Regions from separate parts of the Homo sapiens genome. Here region 1 is linked to region 2. A link is a loop called in an ENCODE intact Hi-C map of the cell type or tissue named here. Cell type or tissue: endothelial cell of umbilical vein. All regions are shown on one strand. Links, peaks and the distances in the headings refer to the core of each region. The heading gives the core; the rest is flanking DNA. Region 1 overlaps LOC105373949 (a long non-coding RNA gene). Region 2 overlaps COPS8-DT (COPS8 divergent transcript).

Region 1 (5,377 bases), core at 157-5,156, 250 kb before region 2:
TGACGAGGCTTGGGATCTCTTAGATCCAAACTGAAAAAATTCTGAGAGGTTTGCTGGCCTGGCTTGGGCCAAGTGTCCACCTCCTGGGGAACCAGCTGTGGCTGGGGGGCTGGAACCTGTCCTTCAATATCATGGGGATAAAAGGGGTGGGGAATGGGATGCTGTGGGGGCTGGGGCCTGGGGTGGACAGCACCGCGTACGCTTGCTCCTGGAGATGGCCACTTGGGCAGAGCTCCCTTCCTGGGGACAGAGAAGCCCACAGGCCATTCAATGCTAGTTAAAGTGTCAGGACTTGACAAGAGGCTTAGTATGAAGGAGAACACTTTCAGGGGACCAAGTCAGAGATAAGTCTGCAACCACAGCAATGGCCCTTTAGAAAGCATTTAAGAGGCCTGGTGCTTTTTGAGCTGCTTTGATGACGTGGCAATGGCTGGAGGGGAAAAGCAGCGGCACAGCTGCCTGCCATTGGCCTGGTCTTTTTCACTGTGCTCAGTGTTGTCATCACGAAGCCTCTCATGCAGCGCGATGTCAGGATGGGCCCATGCGCGGGTGGAAGGCATGTGGGGGCCATGTTGCCAGCTGCGGATGGACAGGCTTCTGATATCAGGCTGTGACAGCACTGTCATCTCCCAAGAATCCAGCATCCGTCTGCATGGATTGCATGCCATCCTTGAATCCACTCACTTGCCCAGCCCCTGAACCAACTGATGAATGTGGTGAAGTCTTCCCTTCGTCACCCCAGGTGCAGCCACAGCCTCTGCAGCCACCCTGGGGGAGAGACAGCTCCAGGTAAGCGCACCCGCCCCTGGTTACATGAATATCCGTGGTTGCGTTTCATAAATCTGGACTTTGGTGATGGGGGTGGTGAGGGGTGGAGTGGGGGTGATAAGGGGCAGAGGGGGGAGAATTGGTTCAAATTTATTTTTTTGCAATTTATGATGTTGTAGATCTACGTTCTATTGTATCAACAAATGAAGAAGATGGAATGTTCACTTCAACACTTTTCTTATTGTAGATGAAATATTTGCTCATGGAAATCATTTAGGAAATATAAAAACATGTAAAAAAGAAAATGAAAATCACTTGTAAAATCACAGTTAATCACTGTTAACATTCCAATGCATTTTCTCGGAGGTTTTATTCTTTATAGCATGGTTTAGAGCCATTTCTCAAAGCTGAAGGAACATATGCATCATCTGGGGATCTTGAGAAAATTCAGGCTCTGATTCAGAAGGTGCGAGTGGGGCAGGGTCTGGTGCTGATGCTCGGGTCCTGGAACCGCACGTTTGAATATGGAGGGTTAGAGCTGGGACTTGGGCTGCAAATGCCACTTTTACCAGGCAAGAGTGCTGACAGCAGATTATTTGACCTCTCTGAGCCTCAGTGTTCTCATATAAAATGGGGATAGTATCTACCTGTAGAAAGTTTGAAAAGAACAAATGAGGTAAACTAAGCTGAGTTTTGCCTGTTAACCTGGCATATAATGAGTGTTCCATACATTGTAACTACATTAAAATGAGCCAATTTTTCATCAGGACAATGAAGTTTGTGTATAGGGCTTAATATCCGGCTTACTTTCTCTTGACGTCATATAGTGAGCATTTTTCCAATATTAAAAATTCTCTGAAAACATAATTTTAATAGCTGTATTTTAACAACTCCCACTGTGCAGATAGGTCATAATTTATTTGAGCATTTAAGATGTGGAAATAGTTGCTTTTTTGTGTATTTTTAATAATCTAGTGAAATCCTGTTAACATAGTAGATATTTTATGAGAGTTACTGGTTAAAAATGTGTATTATACTTTCCTTTTCTGGAAAACGAGGGTTACAGGCATTTTTAGAAACAACAGCTGTAGCAACTTACAGACTCTCAGGCAGGGATTTTTTTTTTTTTTTTTTTTTAAGTTCTGAGGGTTTCTAACATCCTAAGGGCTCTTGACAAAAGTTAAAGAAAAACGGTTATATTACTCTTCCTCAAAGAACACTGCAACACAAAACCAACAAACAAAATCATTATACTTCTAACTACAGTGAGTAAAATTAGAGATCTTCAGACAAAGATGTTTCATGCCTTTGCTCCCAGTGATTGAGAAGATAACTATAGAGAAGAAAGTGAGCAAATGTGGGAATAATCCCTGACATTTTACAAAAGAATTGCAAACACTTTATGATCCTTTTGTACTTTAAGAGGTATTATTTTTGTCTATTTCATAGGCACTAACCCATTTCAAAGACATTTCATAGACACGTTATGGAATTTATTTGAACCTTTGGAATGATGTTCATTTGGAATCCTTCGTAGGCATTTTCCAAGGTTCCCATCTGAGTGGGCTCCTGGAAGCCTGCTGTGAACCAGGGCTGTGTGCGTGGTTATCCCCACAGTGGGAAGCCGGAGCTGGGTCCAGGCCGGGGTTGTGACCACTAAGGTGGGCTGCATGGCAAGGTATCCACCTTCGATGGAGCAGTTTTCATAAGACTAGGGGGTGCTTCGTTGGCAGCAGCTTTTGCCTATGGCACAGGATAAAGGTTAATTGTTTTACTATCTTTATCAAGGATTTTGAAGTGTGGTGAGCGTGAGAGACTACGTAACCAGAGTAGGGCGATGGCCTGTGGCCTCCATTCCCTTTGCCTCATAAGGGCAAGTGTAGCTGCGTGGCACTCAAACCTCTGAAAACGTTCTACTGAGATCCAGACCTTGCAGATGTGAATTAGACATTCACAAAAAGCCTCTGGTGAGAAGCTGTTATTCCCACCAAATTCTATTATTCTCTGGCTAGTAGACCCCAAAGTTCTCTCCCCAGAAAAGTGTGCAAACTACAGCTGAACCTTTTAAGTATCGTGGTCTACTCTTCCCCTGAGACCTGTCTCTCCATCATCCACCAGCCACTGGCTCTAGAAACACAGGCCTCTGGTTAAACCCTGTGTCTGCCCCACTGGAACCACTCTGCCAGGTCACCTCTCCTGGGATTTGTCATGGACTGAGCTCTATGCTTTTGGTTTTTCCTTGTGGGAATCATAAGAAAACCATGAGTCATGCCCGGTGTCTCTTGGCATATTTCTTTCTAGATTCCCGCAAGGAGCAAAGAGATTTTTGACTTTGTCTTCTTTTATTGACATTGAGGAGAAGCTTCTGACTCAGGCGAGCCTCACAATAAGCTGTTTTTCAACTTCAGTAGACCCGGTATGTGTTCATCTGCTCTGATACTGTTTTTTTTTGTTTTTTTTTTTTTTTTTAAATCAGTAATCATGTTTATCCTGGGCAGCGTTGCCAGGACAAATATTATTTCATTGGTTTTAACATCTGTTCACATGAAATCTGATATTCAAATTCACCCCGGCCTGTTCCCTGATAGTGAATATACGTTAATGTGCCCCAGGGGCAGCTCACACCCAGCGTCTGTAACCAGCACCAGTTGTTTTCACCTTTGGGGGATGTGTGCATTTCTTTTTTTATTTTCTGAAGTAATGCATGTTCATTTTAACACATTTAAATGAGACCAAAATAAAGTTACAAAGGAGTGCTTCCCCACCTTTCCTTTCTTCTCCTCCTCAGCAGGACCTGCTAAGGTGAGGTGTTCTGGAAGGGTCTCTGCTCCTAGCAGTCACTGGCAGCTTGCCCAAATTGGAGAAGTTTAACATCTCTTTTCTCTGAGAAGTAAAATGTGTTTCTTTGGTGGATGTGAAACCAACAAACCACTGTGGTGCCTCTCTACATCTGAAGGATGAGCCAGCCAAGCCAGGGGAACTGACGACCCCACACACGTCTGCACTGCTGTGGCCGTGTTGAACACGGACTCCTTCTTCAGGGCAGCCTTGGGCCATCGGAGGGCTGCTGTATGCAGTGACGGCCACCAAGTGTCCTTGGCCAGGGGAGTGATTTACAGGGACTGAGATCCTGACTTGTGACCCAGACACGAATGCATCCTTGTTCCATTTTGTTATTGCTCAACCGTCATCTGGCCATCCCCAAAGCCCACCTCTGTGAGAAAGGCCAGTGCTTGTCCTCGTGACACCCCTGAGACCTCGATGGAGCAAGTCCCAGGTAAGAAGGATCCAGGTCACTAACACACAGGGACACTTTGCTCCTGGACCTGCTGGCTGTCCCTCTAGTCATGGAAGGGTTTATGCTCACAGCAGTCCGAGACTGGAAATGTTCTTCCGTAGAGTGGGAAGTCACTTCATCCACTCAAGCTGCTGGAGGTAACTATAAGGGGCCAGGTTTTAAGAAGCTTGGCTTAAGAGCACCTTTAAAAATTATGAGTGGAAAACATGTCATGCCTAAATGAGCTGCTGGTGTCTGCCTCCATTCATGCAGAAGCTGGTCTGTGACCTTACACACATCTTCTTTTTTAGGAATTACTGTGAAGTCCAAATGGGCCCCAAAGCTGCCTGCCCCTAAGAAGGCCTTCTTATATTTACCCAGAGGTCTGTGCCTTGATTGAAAGGATAATATGAGGCAAAGGGAAGAAGCTGAAAATTTATTGGATGTTTTTAAGGAATTTATTTTATTTTAAAAATGTTTAATTGTGCTAAAATACATATGAAATGTATCATCCTAATCGTTTTAAGAGTACATTTCAGTAGTAAGTACATTCACATTTTTGTGCAATTTTCGTCAACATCTCAAGAAGTTTTTCATCTCCCCCAACTGACACTCTGTCCGCACTAAACGCTAACTTCCTACTCCCCTCTCCCTCCCCTAGTAACCACCATCCTACTTTCTGTCTCTATTTTCTGTCTCTATCACTTTGACTGCTCTAGGGACCTCCTATAAGTGGAATCATACAGTATTTGCTTTCTGTGTCTGGCTTATTTTACTTAGCACGTCTTCAAGGTTCATCCATGTCAGAGCATGTATCAGCCTCTTCTTCTTTTTAAAGGCTGAATGATATTCCATTGTATGGATAGACCACATTTTATTGTTGTTGTTGTTGTTGTTTTGTGACGGAGTCTCGCTCTGTCGCCCAGGCTGGAGTGCGGTGGCGGGATCTCCGCTCACTGCAAGCTCCGCCTCCCAGGTTCACGCCATTTTCCTGCCTCAGCCTCCCGAGTAGCTGGGACTACAGGCGCCCGCCACTACGCCTGGCTAATTTTTTGTATTTTTAGTAGAGACGGGGTTTCACCGTGTTAGCCAGGATGGTCTCAATCTCCTGACGTGATCTGCCTGCCTTGCTCTCCCAAAGTGCTGGGATTACAGGCGTGAGCCACCGCGCCGGGCCAGACCACATTTTGTTTATCCAGCCATCCACTGAGGGGCATTTGGGTTGCTTCCGTGTTTTAGCCATTGTGCGTGCTGCCGCTATGAATATTTGTGTATGAATATCTGTTGAAGTCTCTGCTTTCATTTCTTTTGGGTATAAATCCAGATGTGGAA
Region 2 (5,377 bases), core at 218-5,217:
GAAGCTGATAGGGGCTTGGAGCAGGGTGGGTTAGTATAGGGGGGAGAATGTGACCTGATTCTCAAGCCAACCAACATAATCTGCTAGGTAGTTTCATGTGGGGTGTAAGAAGTAGAGAGGAATGAACGTTCGCTCCAAACTTAAGCAATTGGAAGAATTCACTGAAATTGGAGACAGATGTGAAGAACAGGTTTGGTGGAAACATCAGAAGTCTGATTCAAACATGGTGAGCTTCAGATGCCCACTGAATGTCCGAGAGCAGCAGATGTCAAGGAGAAGCTCAGGTGCACCAGTCTGGAATTCAAGGGGAAGGCCAGGGCCAGCGAGTATATTTGCCAGTGGTCAGGATATAGATGATATCTAAAGCCAGGAAACAGCATGAGGTCCCGTAGGGGTGAGTGAGGACAGAAAAGAGAGGGGCTCAGAGGACTGAGCCCTGATGACTCCAACGATGACCAAGGATTACCTTGACTTTCAAGGTCAGAGAGATGAGGAGGAGCCTCAGCTGTGCTTGGGGGTGGGGTCAGCTGTGGGTACGGGCTGCCCAATCTGAGGAAGGTGGAGAGCATTTCAGGGAAAAAAGAGAGAGGCTCCAGCTGGATCTGAAGCTGATGGGGAGGTAGAGTATGACGAGGGCCAAAATCCTCCTTTAGATTTGGTGACTGGGATGCCAGTGATTATCTTAGTCAGAATACCTTCAGGGTGTGGCAGAATCAAAGCTAGGCTGTGGCTTCTGAGATTTCAGGGGCTTTTGGAGGAGGAGGAAATGGAGGTGGTGAACTTGGACAAACATTTAAGAATGTTTGCTACAAAAATTACAATGATGATGATGGTCGCTCACTAATATCCATCATCTATTCTAAACACTTTACATGCATTGAATCAATGGAAAGCAGCACAAAGAGATAAGGTGGTTTCCTGACACTAAACCGGGTCCCAGAAAGGTGTGTGCCTTTGGCTGTGGTGTGTGTGCAAATACCTGAAACCACAGAGCAGGTGGACAGGCTGAAGGGAAGGAGGCAGTGACAGAAGAAGCAACAGACACCGGGAGGAGGGGATGACTGGGAGCCCCAGAGCCTGGATCTATTGGATGGAATTCAGAGCCAGACAGAGGGACTCACCTGAGTGAAGAAGGAGATGCACGCTCTGTTCCCAAAGGAAGAAGGGAAGAGTGGCGAGAGAAATTTCATTAACTTACTAAGAAGGAGGCCAGGAGGCCAGGTCATTTGGAGGAGAGAGATGAACAGGGTATGGGAGATACTGAGCAGCCGCAGATGGCCTCATTGGGAATGGAGACCAGGTGGGCTGTGTCTACCAGAAGTGCCGAGCGGCCCGAGAGCAGGGGGCCCAGGAATGGATGAGCAGAGTATCGGTGCCGAGAAGTCACCAGAGGAAAAAGAAACTGAAGGGAGGAACATGAAAGAGGATGGAGTGACGGCCCACAGGATCGGGCTTGGCAAGGACAGAGTTAACCCTGGTGGGAAACATGGAGTTGGGGAGGGCAAGGAAGGGAGGAAGGATCTGAGGGAGCTCATGGGGGAGTGCAGTGTGTCCAGGGACAAGAAGGAGGCATGGGAAGCCCAGGGTGCATTCATTTCAGGGGTATTTGCTGAGAGGCCGCTGTGCACCGTGCACTCCCTCGGAGCCCTGGGCACATTAGGAGGTGGCATTTAGAGTGGCCTAGGGGGCAAGAGCCGGAGTCACAGAGTAGATGAGACTGCCCAGGAGACCATGAGTTAAGAGACAGGAGACTCAAGGGTAGAACTTCAGGGGAAATGTCTCTTCCATGAAAGGGGTGAACAGGAGAAGTTGTGCCAGAGCCCTAGGGAAGGAGGAAAGCTCCCGACCCCCAACCTCTACCCTACCTGCCATCTGCCCACTTCCATGAGCTCCATGAGTGAGCCCTGAAACACAGGGGAGGAGAGAGGTTACAGGGTAAGGGGACTGCATCTGACCACCTGACTGAGGAACAGTCTTCCTCTACAGGAAAGTCATTCTCCCCTTCTGAAGGTGCGGCTTAGAGACGGGAGGACACTTAGGAAGCAGTGAGAAATTGGATATGCAGCCACCAAGCCAGGGCAGCTGAGTCCACCTGGTGGCCGGTGGGTGACATGAAGGCAGTACTATCATCTCAAGTGATTTCAAGATAGGTTGCAGCAAAGTTATCAAAGATGGTCAGTATTAATGACGGCCATGGAAGCTCCGATTTGTGTAGACTGGATCTTTTACTAAGTCCTTTCAACATCCTTCACCTCATTTGATTTTCACCATAGCCATGTGAGACTTGACCTCTCAAAGATGGGAAAGTTGAGGCCAAAAGAAGATTTAACGAACTCGCCCAAAGACACACAGCTGGAATGAAAGTTATTTGAAAGTGACCCTTTGCAATGGGAGCCTGAAGATTGTTTAATTTATTGTGCACGGTCCTCTTTTTTTATGCTATGTGAAATGTCAAGAATAATTTCCTTGTAATCAACAATGTTCATTTCTTTGTTTCTTTCCCTTTTACTGCCTTTTCAGAAACTCTGCTGATGTCTTTTGGAAGCGTCTATTCCAATGAGTCTTTTCCAGCTTTCCATTATTGGTGAGGTGTGAGGGAACTAGTCACTCCCCAAAGATTACCAGAAAAGTTCATTTTCTAGTTGAGTTGGGAGGTGCACCTCAACCAGGAACATGGAGACTTCCTGCTGGTTTCACATGGAGGCCTCCCGCCTTCTCGTTTATGCCAGTGGGGCAGTTATTGAGTTGGGTAAAGATGCTCTTACTGGTCATACAGGGTATGTTGAAGAAATGAAAATACAACTTAGATAAGCATTCAGTTCATTTCAACCAATATTTTCTAGGTGCCTAGAATGGGAGCTGTTTGGACAAAATGGTGCATGGGGATTTAACATTCCCAAGGTCAAACAAGGCCCGGGTCTCTGGGTAGCAGTCCAGGGACAACCAGCACCACCACAGATGGCTTCCCAGGCAGAGGGGAGCAGCCTTGCACAGATACAATAGTTATGTGCTTTTAGGGACACACACTCCTTAAAAACTGAAGTATGGAATCTCCAGGAAAATGTACATGCATGAAAACTTCTACATATAATTTGTGGAGTTTTATGACAGTCAGTATTCCCTGTACCTCAGACTAAGAAGCCCTTAAGAACCTGGCTCTTTTTTTTTTTTTTTTGAGATGGAGTCTCACTCTGTTGCCCAGGATGGAGTGCAGTCACATGATCTTGGCTCACTGCAACTCCTGCCTCCTGGGTTCAAGTGATTTTCCTGCCTTAGCCTCTTGAGTAGCTGGGATTATAGGTGTGCACCACCACATCTGGCTAATTTGTGTATTTTTGGTAGAGATGGGGTTTCACTGTGTTGGCCAGGCTGGTCTTGAACTCCTGGCCTCAAGTGATCTGCCCACTTCTGCATCCCAAACTGCTGGGATTATAGGCGTGAGCCGCCGTGCCTGGCCGAAACCCTGATCTTCTGAACAGACTCAAGGACAAAGCAGATACGTGGCAAATTTCAGCTGTATATCACAGAGTTCTACGCCCGTTTCTGCAGCCTTTGAAGGAAGGCCATGGCGACGCCTTGTAACATCGGTCTCACCCCCACTTCACCCCACCCCACTCCTTTCCCTGAAGTAAACCCTCCTCCCTGTCCAAGCCAAGCTCCAGCGCTCACCCATCCTCTGGGCCCTCATGGCATTTTGTTGACACTCCGGTTAAAGCCTTGCTTCCTTGTCTACCTGGGTCTCTCCCCTAGGAAAATGTGAGTCCCTCGACAGCATAGGAACAACACCTTGTCCCTTGCACTTCCCACTGCCTGGCAGCCCAGAGATGCTTAGTAAATACCACTTGTGCCAATGGATGCTTAAATGGCTCAGGCACCAATTTTGATTGTTTCGTAATTCTCCAATGTGATTAAAAGTCATTTGCTGCTTCAAAACTCAGAGCAAAAGTTATTTTACAAAGGCCTGTTAAAATGACACAGTGGTGCATGGTCTAATGAGTCCTTGCACCCCAATGTGAAGCACCCCAATGCTCTGAAAGCTTGCTAAAGCTCTTCTTCTGAAAGCCAACTGTGTCCGCTTCTCATGGTAAAGTTTTACAGTAGACTTTGGCATAAGGTAATTCCATCCTACGGGACCCGAGCCAAGATGTAAGCCCCTGGTTTAAGGTTATATCTCCTTTGTGCACTTAAAAATGTGTTAAGAGAATAGATCACATGCTTAGTGCTCTTAACACAGTAAAAAATGGGGAGACACAAAGAAATTTGTGGAGGCAATAGGTACATTTATTATCTTGATTGTGGTGATGGTCTCAATGGATATGAACATATCAAACTCCTCGAACTGTGTACATTAAATAAGTGCAGGTTTGTATATTAATTTTAAAAACAGCTCAATAAAGCTGTTTTTTAAACAGGTATTTCTTATATAGGCAGGGCCTGGGGTTAATGGAGGCAGGGGCGCTGGGATGTGCTGGGAGGGAGGAGGGAACAGGAAAGGCTGGGAGAACAGGAGGCCCTGAGAGGACCTAGGGGATTTGAGGGTGAGGGAGGGAGCTGGGGGGCGCGGGGTGCATGGTGAGCCCAGAGTCCATAGTTTAAGGTGCAGAATTTAGACTAGCCATTATCAGGTAAAAGTATGTCACAGGTGGTCAAAAAGGTAATAACATCTAAGAAGTAGACATGCTATTCAATAACCAAGTTTTCTGAAGACTTCATCAGGTATCTTGAAACCCAGGAAAAGGAGGCATGCCAGCCTTCAGCATGGAGGAAAACAAAGTGGCATTTGGGATGTGCTGAAAAGGCGTGGGGACACTCAGGTCCCCATCTGGGCCAGTCCAGGGAGGGCCCTTTGGGGGGCTGTCCTGGTCAAAACAATACAGCAATCCCAAACTCAAGCCGGTGCAGGAGGGCACGAGGCTCAGGGTCCGGAGTGGCTGACCCCTCAGTGGAGCAGGTAGTGCCAGGTACCCAGCCAGGAGGTTGTTGCCGCAGGGCTCCCCAGGGGCAGTCAGACACCCAAGAAGCAGGGCTGGGCTGGCTCAGTGCTTTCTTCAAGGTCCGCTTCGAGGTGATGGAGGCCTGGCAGCAGCCCATGGCCCCAAGCGGGGCTCCCAGGGAAGTGGCTGCAGGAGCTGGGCAGGGTCCCAGGCCCGAAGAGAAGGCCAGCCCTCACCCTGGGCCCACAGAGAAGGCCAGCCCTCACCCTAGGCCACAGAGAAGGCCAGCCCACACCCTGGGCCCACAGAGAAGGCCAGCCCTCACCCTAGGCCACAGAGAAGGCCAGCCCACACCCTGGGCCCACAGAGAAGGCCAGCCCTCACCCTAGGCCACAGAGAAGGCCAGCCCACACCCTGGGCCCACAGAGAAGGCCAGCCCTCAC

What was found. Hi-C counts contacts between places; a loop is a spot of excess contacts. Peaks named below come from ENCODE experiments on the same cell type or tissue, not always from the same donor. Only the 100,000 strongest peaks of a DNase experiment are listed, where the experiment ranks them.
Region 1: a loop joins it to region 2, with 7 times the contacts of the local background. A loop is called at or near these places in 7 of 110 quality-filtered maps.

What each region holds. Positions count from the first base shown.
Region 1 is chr2:236,773,841-236,779,217 of GRCh38, forward strand. It overlaps LOC105373949 (a long non-coding RNA gene), which reads left to right. Exons shown (of 5, transcript XR_924026.3): 2 at 494-789; 3 at 3,070-3,184; 4 at 3,560-4,045. Among named protein-coding and RNA genes, the nearest start is that of ACKR3, 210 kb to the left of the region's middle. RefSeq lists enhancers at 57-557, 558-1,058. In endothelial cell of umbilical vein, for the core only: no CTCF peak of the experiment used is centred there; a DNase peak (open chromatin) is centred at 3,171; H3K27ac peaks cover 1,437 bases.
Region 2 is chr2:237,025,531-237,030,907 of GRCh38, forward strand. All of the region lies in intron 1 of COPS8-DT (COPS8 divergent transcript), which reads right to left. Among named protein-coding and RNA genes, the nearest start is that of COPS8-DT, 58 kb to the right of the region's middle. In endothelial cell of umbilical vein, for the core only: a CTCF peak has its summit at 2,102 (motif pointing left); a DNase peak (open chromatin) is centred at 2,061.